2 separate regions of the Homo sapiens genome follow, and region 2 is linked to region 1. A link is an interaction called in ENCODE POLR2A ChIA-PET data of the cell type or tissue named here. Cell type or tissue: PC-3. All regions are shown on one strand. Each heading gives the region's core, and the rest is flanking DNA. Links, peaks and the distances in the headings are about the cores only. Region 1 overlaps PRCP (prolylcarboxypeptidase). Region 2 overlaps PCF11 (PCF11 cleavage and polyadenylation factor subunit).

Region 1 (8,343 bases), core at 135-8,134:
TTACCAGAATCATATAGGCTTTATTCCTGGATGCAAGGATGGTTCAACATACACAAATCAATAAACAGAATTCACCACATAAACAGAACTAAAAAATAAAACCACATGATCATCTCAATAGATGCAGAAAATGTATTCGACAAAATTCAACATCCCTTCATGGTAAAAATTCTCAAAAAAGTAGGTATTGAAGGAACATACCGCAACATAATAAAAGCCATCTATGACAAACCCATAGCCAACATCGTACTGAATGGGCAAAAGCTGTAAGCATTCCCCTTGAGAACTAAGACAAGGCAAGCATGCTCTGTCTCAGCACTCTTATCCAACACGGCACTGGAAGTTATAGCCAGTGCAATCAGGCAAGAGAAAGAAATAAAAGGCATCCAAACAGGAAGAGAGGATGTCAAACTGTCTCTTTTCACAAATGATATGATGCTATACCTAGAAACCCCACAGACTCCACCAAAAGACTTCTAGAAGTGACAAAACAACTTCAGTAAAGTTTCATTATCAAATTTAATGTATAAAAATCAGTAGCATGTCTATATACCAATAACAATCAAGCTAACAGCCAAATCAAAAACACAATCCCATTTACAATAGCCACAAAAAGAATGAAATATCCAGGAATACAGCTAACCAAGGAAGTGAATCATCTCTACAATGAGAATTACAAACCACTGCTGAAAGGCATCAGAAACAACACAAAGAAATGGAAAGACATTCCATGTTCATACATAGGAAGAATCAATATTGTTAAAATGGCCATACTCCCCAAAGCAATTTACAGATTCAATACTATTGCTATCAAATTACCAACATCATTTTTCACAGAGTTAGGAAAAAAAAACTATTTTGAAATCCATATAAAACAACAACAAACAAACAAACAAAAAACTTGAATCACCAAAGCAATCCTAAGCAAGAAAAACAAAGCCAGAGGCATCACACTACCTGACTTCAAACTATACTGCAAGGCTACAATAACCAAAACATCAGGTACTGGTACAAAAATAGGCATGCAGACCAATGTAACAGGATAGAGAATCCAAAAATCAAGCCACATGCTTGCAACAACCTGATCTTAAATAAAGTCAACAATAACAAGCAATGGGAAAAGGACTCCGTATTCAATAAATGGTGCTGGGATAACTGGCTAGCCATATGCAGAAGATTGAAACTGGACCCCTTCCTTTCACCATATACAAAAATCAACTCAAAATGGATAAAAGACTTAAATGTAAAACTGAAAACTATAAAAAGCCCAAAAACCCCAGAAGAAAACTGAGGAAATACCATTCTGGACATCAGCCTTGGCAAAGAATTTATGACTAAGTCCCAAAAAGCAATTGCAACAAAAACAAAAGCTGACAAGTGGGACCTAATTAAACTAAAGAGCTTCTGCACAGCAAAAGAAACTATCAACAGAGTAAACAGACCACCTACAGAATGAGAGAAAATATTTGCAAACTATGCATCTGACAAAGGTCTAATATCTAGAATCTATAAGGAACTTAAATTTACAAGAAAAGGGCCGGGCATGGTGGCTCACGCCTGTAATCCCAGCACTTTGGGAGGCTGAGGTGGGCGGATCACAAGGTCAGGAGATCGAGACCATCCTGGCTAACACGGTGAAACCCCGTCTCTACTAAAAATGCAAAAAACTTAGCCGGGCGTGGTGGCGGGCACCTGTAGTCCCAGCTACTCGGGAGACTGAGGCAGTAGAATGGCGTGAACCCGGGAGGCGGAGCTTGCAGCGAGCCCAGATCACGCCACTGCACTCGAGCCTGGGCAACAGAGCGAGACTCTGTTCAAAAAATAATAACAATAAAATAAATAAGTAAATAAATTTACAAGAAAAAACAACCCCATTAAAAAGTGGGCAAAAGACATGAACAGATACTTTTCAAAAGAAGACATACACAAGGCCAACAAACATGAACAAAGGCTCAACATCATTATCATCAGAGAAATGCAAATGAAAACCACAATGAGATACCATCTCATACCAGTTAGGATGGCTATTATTAAAAAACAGTAAAAAAATAACAGATGTTGGTGAGGTTGTGGAGAAAGGGGAATGCTTATAAACTGTTAGTACGATATAAATTAGTTCAGCCACTACGGAAAGCAGTTTGGAGATTTCCCAAAGAACTTGAAATAGAACTACCATTCAACCCACCAATCCTCACTACTGGGTATATACCTAAAGAAAAATAGGCCAGGTGTGGCGGCTCATGCCTGTAATCCCAGCACTTTGGGCGGCCAAGACAGGTTGATTACTTGAGTCCAGGAGTTTGAGACCAGCCTGGGCAACATAGTGAAACCCTTTTCTCTACAAAAAATAAAATTAAAAACTAAATAAAAATTTAAAATAAAAATAAACCATTCTACCAAAAAGACACATGCACTTGTATGTTCATCTTAGCACTGTTTGCAATATCAAAGACACAGAATCAACCTAGATACCCTTCAAGAGTGGACTGGATAAAGACAATGTGGTCTATATACACCATAGAATACTACGTAGCCATTAAAAAGAACAAAATAATATCCTTTGCAGTAACATGGATGTAGCTGGAGGCCATTATCCTAAGTGACCTAATAGAGCAACAGGAAACCAAACACTGCATGTTCTCACTTATAAGCAGGAGCTAAACACTGAATACACATGGACACAAAGAGGGGAACAATAGACACTGCATGACTACTAGAGGGGCTAATAGTGCAGGGAGTGTGGGTGTGGGGCATGAGTTCAACAACTACGTATCAGGTACTATGCTTACTACCTAGGTGATGGGATCATTCATACACCAAATCTGAGCAACACACAATTTACCCAAGTTAACAAACCTGCACATGTACCCCCTGAACCTAAAATAAAAGTCAAGAAAAAAAAACACGATGGAGAGAAAACAAATTAAATAAAAATAAAAGGTAATTTCAACTTTAAAAAAAAATGGGCCAGGCGCAGTCGCTCACGCCTGTAATCCCAACACTTTGGGAGGCCGAGGCGGGCGGATCACGAGGTCAGGAGATCGAGATCACGGTGAAACCCTGTCTCTACTAAAAATACAAAAAATTAGCCGGGCGTGGTGGCAGGCGCCTGTAGTCCCAGCTACTCGGGAGGCTGAGGCAGGAAAATGGCGTGAACCTGGGAGGCGAAGCTTGCAGTAGCCGAGATAGCGCCACTGCACTCCAGCCTGGGCGACAGAGCGAGCCTCTGTCTCAAAAAAAAAAAAAAAAAAGTCTACAAATTGCACTGTTTGCCAAATCTTCTAGGAAAGAGCTAAAGATATCTAAAGAAGCTGTCTACTCATAGGCATTGACAACATAAAAGAGAAAGCAAAACAAACAAGCATACTAAACTCCCTAGGGGGTTTCAATTAATCTTCTTTATTGGAAAATAAATAGTAGCACACAATGGCTAATAATAACTGAGTGTTTATAATGTGTCAGGCACTGTTCTAAGCATTTCATATGAATTAATTCACTTAATTATCACAGCAATCTATGAAATAGGCACTTTGATTACCCCCATTTTATAGACAAGAACATTGAGGCACAAGAGTTTAAATAACTTTCAACATTCACACAGCTAGTAAGCGGCATTGCCAAGATTCAAACAGGTGTCTGGCTCCAGAGCACCATCATCAAGAGCTGTTAGATCTCCTTGCTAGAACCATCTATATCTGGTCATTAGCCAATCACTTCATTTTTTCGCTTACTCAGTTGTGGCCTCAGAATCTGTTCTCAACGAAGCATTCTAGGTAGTCAACATCAATCGATTAGATTTAGATTTAGCACAGATTAAAACTACTTGTCATTCCTAGTGCACATTGTTGCTTTTTAGTGAGTTCCTGCTCCCTAACAAAGACTAAGAACCTCAAGTGTTTTTGTTTTGATCGATAAATGAACAATTAGAAGAGTTATATGCATGTAAGGATAGAGAATTTAACCAGATATTTGTGATGGTTTCAATAACCCCCACTTTCTCTCTTAAGGATCTACTCATTCCCTGCCATTTATCTACAGATCTTGCAAACACCCAGCTCAAGCATGCCCACCTCTGCCTGCCCCACCTTGGCAGTGCTGATCACTCCCCCTTCTCAACACCACTGTGCTAGGTATAGGTCCCTGGTACTGTGCCGCAAAATTTGCTTACATGTATGTCACACACCAGACCGTGAGTATCTTAAGAGTAAAGATCATCCATTACAATGTCCAGACCTCTGTGCAGTTGATTTCAGGCTTTGAGAGGAGGCAATTTCATTGAACTAGTTCACAAAGTAATAAGTGATGTATTTCAGGAGTATTCTTATTTTTCAAAAGAGGTCAATGTAATATATCAACATCTTTTAACATTATGTGCTTGCAAGTCCCCTAATCTTCTTTAATTCTTTACACAACTCTATGAACCATTATTACTGTATCCATTTAACAGATGAGAAAACTGAGGCACAGAACAAGAAACTTACCTAAAGTCACACAGCAAAGTGGCAAAATCAGCATTCAAACCTTGTCTATCTGACTGAAGCCTTCACTCTCGACCACTGTGTGATGCTGCCTCTCAACAAATTAATGTCCAGCAGTGAATGTGCACTGGAACATTTTGGTATGTAAAGGAAGGTCTCTGGGGCTGCGGATGGGCCAGGATCTGCTCTTCTATGATCTGCCTCTAGTCAGTTCTTCAGAACTGTTCCTACACTGAATATCTCTTCCTTTCCACCACTTTCGAGAACAGAGATACCCCAGCAAACCTTAAGTTCTGCCACAGTGCCTGTCAGAGTAGTGCCTAGTGGAGGCAGGAACAGCTACCTGCCTATAATACAAGAGAATGGAAACTGGAAAAATCACTGGACAGGGTAAGTTACCCTGTGGCCTTCACATAAAATGAAAGTCACACCAAAAGGAGAAAAGAGACAAGGCAGCCTCTGTGGTTTCACAGAATAACAGAACGGGAATCTGATGGAAAGGAGATTTCTCTTGTCTCCTTTCCAGAAATCAGAGAAAGAATCTGATTTCTCTTGTCACTGACCTAAAAGAAATAGGCATCCTAGGATCTCATTTCTCTGGGAAGTATTTTATTTCAACTAAATTACTTAGATTCTTAACATTCCTAAGGAAATAATCAGAAATGAGAAATGCAATAACAATGTAATTGGGTTCATATCTTTACTTTAAATTCATATACCAGTTAAACAAACATTTACTGAGACCTCCTGACTACCAGGCATTGTGCCAGACACTGGCATTAGGGATAATACATAATTCATTCCCCACTTTAAGGTAGTTCACAACTAGCTTTTTGGTAGAAAGTTGACATTTCCTAGTCACAGCACTGACACATTGAAAAGGAGCATTTCTTCCTTTCACATATCTTTCCAAATTAAGTTTTGTTAATGGATTTCGGCATTATAAAAGGTGATAGAAAATATAGTCAGGGAAGCAAGCTAACAGGCTATATACTACTTTTAACCCTCACAAATAAAAGAAAATGGTAGAACAGGAAAGCTAAACTAAAATGTAACTACAACTTTACCTTTTCCCATTCCTATTTGTATATTTTTTTCTCATTTGCACTGGCTTTGTTTAGGTTTTATTCATTCATTCATTTAACAGACATATATCACCTTCTATATGTCCTGGACACTGACAATATAACACTAAACATACAAAAATTCCCACCCTTGTTTTTACCTTCTAGAGACCATAATCAAAATAAACTATACACAGTAACATTCTTATCCGTTTCCCTTATATGCTTGTTCACTCTAGAAACAAGCTGAGATTTTATAAACAAAACAAAGCAAAACAAAAACAAAAAACTTGCAAAATTCAATTCTCTGGGATGTTCAGGCAGTCCATGAAAAATACAATAAAATAAAATAATTCAATTCTCCAAAAATTGTACATTATTCTTTTCATTTGTAATTCTTTAAAGCTGAATATGCAGACTTATTGGATATCTGTATTTAATTCTTTTATGAACTTCCTATTCATGTGCTTTTGCTATTTTTCTATTATTAGTGTGTTAATTTTTTTGTTATTTTTTACAGAACTTTACAATTAAGAACAGCAATGTTTGGTCATACATATTGCAAAACATTTCTTCCAAGTTATCATAATAAAAGTCAAATTGAGCACTGGAATTTCATGAATCTGCACATACCGTGTTATTACAAAACCAGATAATGTCCCCTTCATTACCAGTGTAGAAAAGTATTGATCCACCATTTTTCTTCCAGTATTTATCAGCTACTAGGTACCGCTGATTAAAAGTTTTCACAGTATTAAATCCAAAATGATCAACCTGTGATAAAAACAAAACAAAACATATTTCAAAGGAAAGTAATAAAATGAGATCAACATAAAGGTAATTAATTCTTCCATTAAAATCAATCTCTACTACAAAAATAATCACAAGAAATTTTAAACTTCACTGTTTTATTATTAATAGTAATATCGATATTATTATTTTGAAATCATTTCCTTATATTATAAAATAAAGTAATATTTGCTATTGGTGATCAAGATTTTCAATGTAAAAGAAAAAATACAATTATAAAATCAAATAGCTACTTAAAAACATAATGTTAAAATTGAATTGTAAATACAATGTGAACCCTTTTTTAATTTTTAATGCATTTTTAATTGGCAAATAAAATTTTACGTATGGTGTATATAACATGATGTTCTGAAATACGTATATGCTGTAGAATGGCTAAATTGAGCTAATTAACATAAGCATTACCTCATATATTTATCATTTTTTGTGATAAGACCACTTAAAATCTACTCCCTTAGCAATTTTTAAGTATATAATACATCCCATTATTTTTCAAAATACAGTTTTCCATTACTATCTGAATTTTCATTGTACAAACTTTCAATATTAAAAATTCATGAACTAAATAGACTACTGAAAAGGTCCATAAACCTTGTCACCCCAGCACACCATAGATATTCTAAGTTACAAGAATTTCATGTCTATATCATTCCCACCAAAAGAAATTAGGGCTTATTAGTGAAGTGGCTGATTGACATTTGGGACAAGGAAGCTGCAAGATAAGCTTATGCATTTTGCTGTGCAAGGAAGCAAGAAAGTGCTCACAATTAATGGAGAGTTATATTTAAAGAAGATAGGAACCAACCACAAGGAACTATCACTGGCAATCATTTTAATAAATTGAACGTAAAACAAAAACAAATTAAACATAAAAAGAATAATGACTGTAGTTAATTGAAACATTCAATTCATGAAACTCCATTAGTCCACAAAAATATTTCTAAAAAGGAAAGAAAGGAAAAGGTTCATTTGCCACCATTTGTTTATTAAATCAACTCTTACTCTGAAATTGGGAATTAAAAAGTAAAAAATTCAACATTTAACCTGCCTGTCCAACAGAACTGTGTTTGATGGCTACGAATAGTCCCAGTTAATAAAGAAGAGCTGTGTTTAGTCAAATGTCAGCTAATGTGGAAGGAATGACAGAATTAGAATATGACAGTTCTGTAAAGTTACTGATTCAGGCAAGAATTATCAATTGGTGTTAAAAGCATTAGGAAAATGAATAATATGAAAATGAACATTCATATAGTATCAAAGTAATACAATAGAGAATACTCGCTTGTCACAAGGGGAAAACATAACTACAATGGAAGGATCAGGCTGCTATCACTTTAATCTAGTAATTAATTTTGTTAGTATCATCAATGGTAGAGCACGCAGGGATTATGTATCTCCTCATGTGGCACAACATGAAGCACATATCACCTATGACGTATTCCTGCCGAAAATGTTTCATTTCATCTTAATCCAGCCTTTAGATCTAATTTCCAGGTTCCAGGAAATATAAAGGTAAAAGAGCAAGTTGAAGATATTTCAAAGGGACAACAGATACTGAAGGTAGAACATTTTACAAGACAATTGACAAGGCAATATCATGAGAAAGGACTATTTTAGATTAAATGAATTTTAAGGAACATAATAACCAGACATAATACATGACCCTGGATTGGATCCTAGTTTGAACAAACAAGATATACACAATGATGTAGGGACAAATGTGTAATTTTAATATGGACTAGTTATTAAATGATACAGGTTGAGCATCCCTAATCCAAAAATCCAAAATCCAAATGCTCCAAATCTGAAACTTTTGAGCACCAACATGATACTCAAGGGAAAGGCTCATTAGAGTATTTCAAATTTTGGATTTTCAGATTAGGTATATTCAGTCAGTAACCATAATATGACTATTACAAAATCAAAAAAAAAAATCCAAAAAAAAATCCAAAATCTGAAATGCTTCTGGTCCTAAGCATTTCAGAAAAGGA
Region 2 (8,343 bases), core at 192-8,191, 320 kb after region 1:
TGCTGACTTGTAGACCTAAATGAAAAGATAATCTTAGGGGCTTTTGAAATTAAACTTATTAATAAATTAGATTTTGTCAAATTTACTGTTGGCAGGACATCTTGAAGAAAACTTTGAAAAATGCTTAGTATAATTTGCATCTTTAAGTTCTACATTCACTTCAAAAGTGGTTTTTTTTCTTTCTTTCTTTTTTTTGTTAGGAGCCCTCCCTAAGGCATATCCTGATAATCATCTCAGTCAGGTGGATGTAAATGAATTGTTTTCAAAATTGCTAAAAACAGGAATTCTCAAATTGTCCCAAACTGATTCAGCTACAACACGTAAGTGTGATTTTATACTTAAATTTACACAAAGCTTCATTAAGTTTTTGAGATGTATGATGTAATATAATGATATAAGTTATGATAAAGGTCCTTACAATAATTGAATTCCTAGGTATAGCTTTTATTTTTGATTTTCGGTTTATAATGAAATTCTTTTAGATTTCCTAAGATTGAACTACCTTATAGTGGACATGTGTTTCAGTTAACTAACATACCTAATGTGCAGGCTTTTTACCAGTAATTGTATGTTAGATTAACTTTTGAAAAGGTTTTGAATATTAATGAAATAAATGACTTTTATTATAGATGACTTTTAAGAAATCAGAGTTAACATCACATATCAAAATAAAAAATTGTATTAGGTTCCTTGGCCAGTAAACTTGAGATCAGAAGCACTGAATGGACTAGGTGGATTTCTCTATTTGCTTATAATACTATAGTGTTCCTCTGTAGAGAATACATGGAGAATGGTATTAAGAAATTTGTATGTCTCTTCTTAATTGAAGAAGTAAGTGAAGTAACTGCTCAGCCTCCCCCTGAAGAGGAGGAAGATCAAAATGAAGATCAAGATGTTCCAGATCTTACTAATTTTACAGTTGAAGAATTGAAACAGTATGTAATCTAATTTTCTTTAAGATAAAGAGGCAGTGACTTTAATAACACTGTTATAGTGGACATTGTTACTATTAGTGCTTTCCCTTTCCCTTTATCCCTTTTACTGTTTTAACATTTAGGAAGTCTTTTTTTTTTTTTAATGTGGTAAAATATACATAACATAGTCTTTGGGAAGCCTATTTTTAAATCGTCTTTTAAAATATGTCTGCTGTACAAGTACTTGGGCCAAAGGCCACCCCCAAAAGTCTTACTCTGCTGCCCAGGCTGGAGTTCAGTGGCGTGATCCTGACTCACTGCAACCTCTGCCTCCCAGGTTCAAGTGATTCTCCTGGGATTACAGGTGTGCACCACCATACCCAGCTAATTTTTGTATTTTTAGTAGAGATGGGGTTTCACCACGTTGGCCAGGCTAGTCTCGAACTCCTAACCTCCAGTGATCCACCTGCCTTGGCCTCCCAAAGTGCTGGGATTACAGGTGTGAGCCACCACACCTGGTCCCTCAAAATTTTCATTTTTTAATCTGTGATACAGAAAACTTAGGGAGTTTAAATATTAGGTATTGATAATTCATGTATTCCTGTTTAGTTTCATTTTCTGTGTATCATCATTTTTTCTGTATTGATATTCTTAACATTTTTGAGGTTCAGAAATGAGATTTTCATAGTTCAGCATTTACAATTAAAAAAAAATCGGCTGGGCGCGGTGGCTCACTCCTGTAATCCCAGCACTTTGTAAGGCCGAGGCAGGTGGATCACGAGGTCAGGAGATCGAGACCATCCTGGCTAACAAGACCATCCTGGCTAACATGGTGAAACCCCGTCTCTACTAAAAATACAAAAAATTAGCCGGGCGCAGTGGCGGGTGCCTGTAGTCCCAGCTACTCGGGAGGCTGAGGCAGGAGAATGGTGTGAACCCGGGAGGCGGAGCTTGCAGTGAGCCGAGATAACGCCACTGCACTCCAGCCTGGGCGAAAGAGCGAGACTGTGTCTCAAAAAAAAAAAAAAATCTATTTTTCATTTTATAAGTAATGTTAATTGTGGAAAATTAGAACATACTATAAATAAAATCAAGAAAACGTACAACTCTCACTTTATGGATAACAACTGTTAACATTTGGTGCATATCTTTTCATAATTTTCTATTGTATTATAAAAAACATTTAAAGATTTTTCTAGTGAATAAATTCATTAATCCTGTGAGTACTTTATAAAAAATAAAATAGTGAATGAGTTTTTCACTCTTAAAATCATTTTTTAAATTTGAATTAGATACTATAATGTAAAATCCTTTTTTTTTTCAAAGTAATACTTTCACATAAAGGCTTTTAATAAAAGATGGCATCCCTTTCTCCTTCACCCAACACTGTACCCTAGAGGCAATCATTTTATTTTTTTAACTTTTCAAACTATTTTTTCTGCCATTTACCTCTTTTTCCTTTTTTTTTTGAGACAGAGTCTCACTCTGTCACCCAGGCTAGAGTGCAGTGGCCCTGTCTTGGCTCATTGCAACCTCCGCCTCCCAGGTTCAAGTGATTCTCCTGCCGCAGCCTCCTGAGTAGCTAAGATTATAGGCACCCATCACCACGCCCAGCTAATTTTTGTATTTTTAGTAGAGATGGGGTTTCATCATGTTGTCCAGGCTGTTCTCGAACTCCTGGGCTCAAGTCATCTGCCCGCCTCGGCCTTCCAAAATGCTGGGATTACAGGTTTGAGCCACCTATTTCTTATAATACACATAATTTTCTGTTTCTTGATTTACCACATCTGGACATAATCTCTTAACTTTCTGAAAGTGATTTAGGCTGGGCGCAGTGGCTCATGCCTGTAATCCCAGCACTTTGGGAGGCTGAGGTGGGCAGATCACCTGAGGTCAGGAGTTCAAGACCAGCTTGGCCAACATGGTAACATGTCTCTACTAGAACCTGTCTCTACTAGAAATACTAAAATTAGCTGGGCGTGGTAGTGGGCACTTGTAATCCCAGCTACTCGGGAGGCTGAGGTGGGGAGAATTGCTTGAACCCAGGAGGCGGAGGCTTTAGTGAGCTGAGATCGGGCCACTGCACTGCATCCTGGGTGACAGAGCGCGAGACTCCGTCTCCAAAAAAAACGGGCGGGGGGTGGATTTAGCTAGCTCTTGTAGTGTCCTACTAACTCCCCTCCATGTAGTTATAAGACTGTTTTTTATTATTCAGTATTAATATTGTGACTAGATGTTTATTTTGTTGCTGTAACAAAGTACCAGTGTTCTGTTATTTGCTTTATTCTATTTTTTTTTTTTTTTTTTTGAGATGGAGTCTCACTCTGTGGCCCAGGCTGGAGTGCAGTGGCGTGATCTTGGCTCACTGCATCCTCCGCCTCCCGATTCAAGTGATTCTCCTGCCTCAGCCTCCTAAGTAGCTGGGATTACAGGCATGTGCCACCACACCCAGCTAATTTTTGTATTTTTAGTAGGGACAGGGTTTCACCACGTTGGTCAGGTTGGTCTTGAGCTCCTGACCTCGTGATCTGCCCACCTTGGCCTCCCAAAGTGCTGGGATTACAGGCGTGAGCCGCTGTGCCCGGCTATTTTTTTTTTTTTTCTTGGAGTTAATAACTGCTCTGTTTGTTCACTTACTTGGTCTTCTATATATACCTGTTTCTTCCCAAATAGGGAGCCCAGAATTTAAAAAACTAATTATTTGTTGACCACAGCAAACTAATTATTGTTTCCCAATGGTATTCTAAGTTTTCTCTTTAGTTATCCATACTATTATTATTTCTTCTGTCCTTTTTTCACTGTTACACCAGAGTGGAGAAGTTGAATTATTCAGAATGCCAAAGATCTAGAGAGGTGAAATTTAACTGTTCTGCCATGTCCATCTTGACTTGACTCCAAACTAAAATAAGCTAACTATTGCCTTGTTAGCTAGCACAGGATCATTTCATTTTTAGCTAAAAGGAAATAAATAACTGGGTCAGGGCTATCAATAAGAAGACAGGCTCCATCTTCCAAAAGTCACCAAAGTTAAGGTAAAGAGGGTCAATCACATTGTTAGAGAATAATACTGATCTTTGGGTATTAACTGTTTCAGCCAGCTCTTGGTTTCACCATTGTTACAGTATGGAAAATTGAAATATTTGTAATTGGCTTTTAAAGGCCATTAAGCCATATTATCAACACTAAAGATTATTTCTTTTTCAAAATAGACGTTATGACAGTGTTATAAATCGACTGTACACTGGTATTCAGTGTTACTCTTGTGGAATGAGGTTTACAACATCACAGACAGATGTTTATGCAGATCATTTGGACTGGCATTATCGGCAAAATAGAACTGAAAAGGATGTTAGCCGAAAAGTCACTCATAGACGTTGGTACTACAGTTTAACAGTAAGTAACCCATGTGCCTCCATAGTATCTTTTAGGCTTAAATTATATCATTCTAAAAGTATATTAATTTTAATAATTATTAAAATTTAATTTTAATTAAGTAATTTAATAATTTTAATAACTGCTGGAATCTAACATTGAAATTTCCTGAATAAAATTTGACCCCTAGAATATAAACAGATTTTTTAAAAAATGAATTTTGAAGAGTATTTTTTTTTTTAAATTAAGATTAGAGTATAGCATACAGGCTTGTTCTAGCTCTAAAAGTCCAAGGCTTTGACCCCTGGAATATAAACACATTTTTTAAAAAATGAATTTTGAAGGGAATTTTTTTTTTTTTAATTAAGATTAGAGTGTAGCCTACAGGCTTGTTCTAGCTCTAAAATTCCCAGGCTCTAGGACTGTTTTTTGTAAAAAAAAAAATATACTTGAAGCTTGTCTTTTTTGAATTAGTAGTTGTAACTATAGAGTTAATGGAAAAGATCTTAATTATTAGTTTCATGTTGTCATTAGTTATATGTTTCAAAGTATAATTTTAAATAATATTAGAGCATAATGTAGAAAATAGTATACCCCTACCTTTAAATGGCATTATATTGAAGATACACAGTAAAAATTTAGAAATAAATGGAATAATCTTTTAAAAATCAACTCCTTTTAAGGACTGGATAGAATTTGAGGAGATAGCTGATCTGGAAGAACGGGCAAAGAGCCAGTTTTTTGAAAAGGTGCATGAAGAAGTTGTGCTCAAAACTCAAGAGGCTGCTAAAGAAAAAGAGTTCCAAAGTGTACCTGCTGGACCAGCTGGAGCAGTTGAGGTGAGAGAAGAACGTTTAAGTTTTCTCACAGTGGGAGTGTCCCTCACTTCCTTTATGTAAATACTCATAAACACATCACTATATTTATATCCCTGTTTTAATGATTTTAAGACTTCTTGAAAGCTCTACTCTTCAATTTTACTCTTACAATCTAGCTTTGAGTTTCATAACTACAGTGGCCAAAAGCAGTGAAATGTTTACTCTTTTTACTGGAAAGATTGACAGAATCCCATAAATGTATTTTGAATCATACTGTATATTGGACATTATTCAAACTTTTGGAACACTCATAAATTCTTTACTCCACTTAACAGTGTTTGTATATTTTTACTTAATGGGGTTAAATATGGTCTATTATGTAAATTTCATTTTATATGATTCTATTTTAGAGTTGTGAAATCTGTCAAGAACAATTTGAACAATACTGGGATGAAGAAGAGGAGGAATGGCATTTGAAAAATGCTATTAGAGTAGATGGAAAGGTAATTTTCATTTCTTTATAAGGAAGTGTTAAGATTAGTGTTTTTTTGTTGGGTTAACACATTACTTTGAAAGGAGGCGGTTCATAATAGTTTTTGTTTGATTTTTGGTCTTAATAAAAAGGGTATTGGACTTTAGTAATAGAATGTTTGAATTAGAAGGGATCTTAGCAGTCACCCGGTTCTGTACACTTTACACAGGAGGTTGCACTATTAGTCAGTGACAGACCCAGGACTAGGTCTTCTGAATCTAGTTAGTCGTTTTTCTGTCGACCCACACTATTTTGATTGTGGATTTATATTTCATCATCAAACTATACTGTGCTGAAAACAAAGCAAGTTAGGCTAGATACTTAAATGGGCCAAGAGAAGTCAGTTTTTCAGACTCTTTAAGCATAAGGATGAAAATTTGGTTTTATCCATTTTGGGACCAAATAATTTTTGTCTTCTTTCCAAAGACTATCTTCTGGCTTAAAGTTAAAAAGAAATATCAGAATAGCCCATTAGAAATGAATACGCACATATTTACTTTTTTTCTTTTTGCTTCAGATTTATCATCCATCATGTTATGAAGATTATCAAAATGTAAGTTCTTTTTGGTTACTGTATTTGTTCTCATTTGCATTAATAAATTTTACTTTTCAGTTTTTTTTTTGCATCAGAGCAATATTGTTATTTTAAACTTAATATATTGAACTGTTTTTGTTTTTTGATATAGCATTTAGGTTGTTCAGTAAAAACTGGTGCCAGATTGACAGAATTGACATATATGAATATCATTTTCTGTGATAACGCAAACAATTAAAATTTTGAAATTTATCATTCCTTGCATTTTATTCACTTGAATCATGGTATCTTTTACTAGTCCACTAGGCCCAAAGAAATGTGAGGAAAAGTGAAGATAAGGATCCTGATGGGGATACGTTTCTAGAGCTATGGGTAGCATTTACTGCTATTTTTTTTTCTTACATCTCTATTCAGCCATCTAAATAGGTATATTCTTTTTGTTGTTTTGTTCTGAGACAAAGTTTCGCTCTTGTTGCCCAGGCTGGAGTGCAATGGCGCAATCTCGGCTCACTGCAACCTCCACCTCCTGGGTTCAAGGGATTCTCCTGCCCCTGCTTCCCAAGTAGCTGGGATTACAGGCGTGCACCACCACACCTGGCTAATTTTGTATTTTTAGTAGAGACAGGGTTTCACCACATTGGTCAGGCTGGTCTTGAACTCCTGACCTCAAGTGATCCACCCACCTTGGCCTCCCAAAGTGCTAGGATTATAGGCGTGAGCCACCGTGCTCGGCCAAAATAGGTATACTTTTTAATGATCACATACGGAATCTAAAAATGATACCAGTCGTTGACCTTAAAAGTTCAAATGGTCGGCTGGGCGTGGTGGCTCATGCCTGTAATCCCAGCACTTTTGGGAGGCCGAGGCGAGTGGATCACCTGAGGTCAGGAGTTCGAGAACAGCCTGGCCAACATGGTGAAACCCTGTCTCTACTAAAAATACAAAAATTAGCCAGGCATGGTGGCGGGTGCCTATAGTTCCACCTGATTGTGAGGCTGAGGCAGGAGAATTGTTTGAATCCAGGAGGTGGAGGTTGCAGTGAGCTGAGTTCATGCCACTGCACTGCAACCTGTGCGACAAGAGTGAGCTCTGTCTCAAAAAAAAAAAAAAAAAAAAAAGTTCAAATGGTCATATTTGTAGTCTGTTTTTAAAATCAAGTAATGGAATAAATAGGTTTTTAGAGATAATGGGTTGGAGGCAATTTGGAAGGTTTATTTAGGTTGTCAGAAGACTAGTGTTGAGGGTGATGGTTTGTGGGGATTTAAAAAATCCTCAGACTATTTGAAATTAGGGTAGTAACAAGTCCCAGGATATATGTATGAGTTTAACATCTATGTAGAGATTAAAATGTAGAAGCATGTCTAATCAACTTTTTTTGGCTGTATAATGTCCTATAACTTAGCTGTTAACTGCTTAACTCACTGCTGAGTACATATTGAACGTGCAATATATATTTTATTTCTGGTTGTCTTTATGGCACATTTTGTTGGGAGGCAGGTGTTTCATTTGCATTTGGTTGTATGTGTGTTCTCTTGTTCATACAAGGGTCTTACAAGACTAAATGTTATTTAATGTGAGAATTTTGAACTTTCATCAGTACTCATAGGGCCTTTCATTTTGTAGACATCTTCATTTGATTGTACACCATCTCCCAGCAAGACACCAGTTGAAAACCCCTTGAATATTATGTTGAACATTGTCAAAAACGAATTGCAGGAACCCTGTGACAGTCCCAAAGTTAAGGAAGAACGAATTGATACACCACCAGCTTGTACAGAGGAAAGCATAGCAACACCCTCTGAAATTAAAACAGAAAATGACACAGTCGAGTCAGTTTAAATAAAATGAGAAAGGTATGTTTTTCTTTTTTAAAAAAGCTGCTGTTGGATCTAGAAGGTGAAGAATTTTTTTATGTATATATAGACATATCTATATAAATTGTCTGGCTGAGGCAGGGCCTTCAGCTATCATTTGGTTAATAAATACATTTTAGTATTTGCATTTCCTACTGCCTGCAGAGTTTCAGGTGCTTGTTGTGTGAAAGTTCTGTAGATGTGTGCAAATTTAACGAAATGAAATTGTATGTGTAAAAATGTACGATTTTTCACTGTGCAACTGTAAATTATAAATAAAAAATATTTTTGCTATTCATGGAGTGTAATATTTATGCAC

What was found. Peaks named below come from ENCODE experiments on the same cell type or tissue, not always from the same donor. Only the 100,000 strongest peaks of a DNase experiment are listed, where the experiment ranks them.
Region 2: POLR2A ChIA-PET joins it to region 1 with 10 read pairs; 2 of 35 experiments call an interaction of 5 or more read pairs at or near these places.

What each region holds. Positions count from the first base shown.
Region 1 is chr11:82,853,802-82,862,144 of GRCh38, forward strand. It overlaps PRCP (prolylcarboxypeptidase), which reads right to left. Exons shown (of 9, transcript NM_005040.4): 2 at 6,176-6,316. Among named protein-coding and RNA genes, the nearest start is that of PRCP, 42 kb to the right of the region's middle. RefSeq lists an enhancer at 4,259-5,458. In PC-3, for the core only: no CTCF peak of the experiment used is centred there; DNase peaks (open chromatin) are centred at 660 and 5,230; H3K4me3 peaks cover 1,555 bases; H3K27ac peaks cover 2,074 bases.
Region 2 is chr11:83,176,885-83,185,227 of GRCh38, forward strand. It overlaps PCF11 (PCF11 cleavage and polyadenylation factor subunit), which reads left to right. Exons shown (of 16, transcript NM_001346413.3): 10 at 201-320; 11 at 830-935; 12 at 4,124-4,307; 13 at 4,970-5,125; 14 at 5,515-5,607; 15 at 6,154-6,189; 16 at 7,795-8,343. The coding sequence ends at 8,010. ANKRD42-DT (ANKRD42 divergent transcript) reads right to left here. Exons shown (of 3, transcript NR_149009.1): 3 at 7,607-7,969. Among named protein-coding and RNA genes, the nearest start is that of PCF11-AS1, 6.4 kb to the right of the region's middle. In PC-3, for the core only: no CTCF peak of the experiment used is centred there; no DNase peak of the experiment used is centred there; H3K27ac peaks cover 676 bases.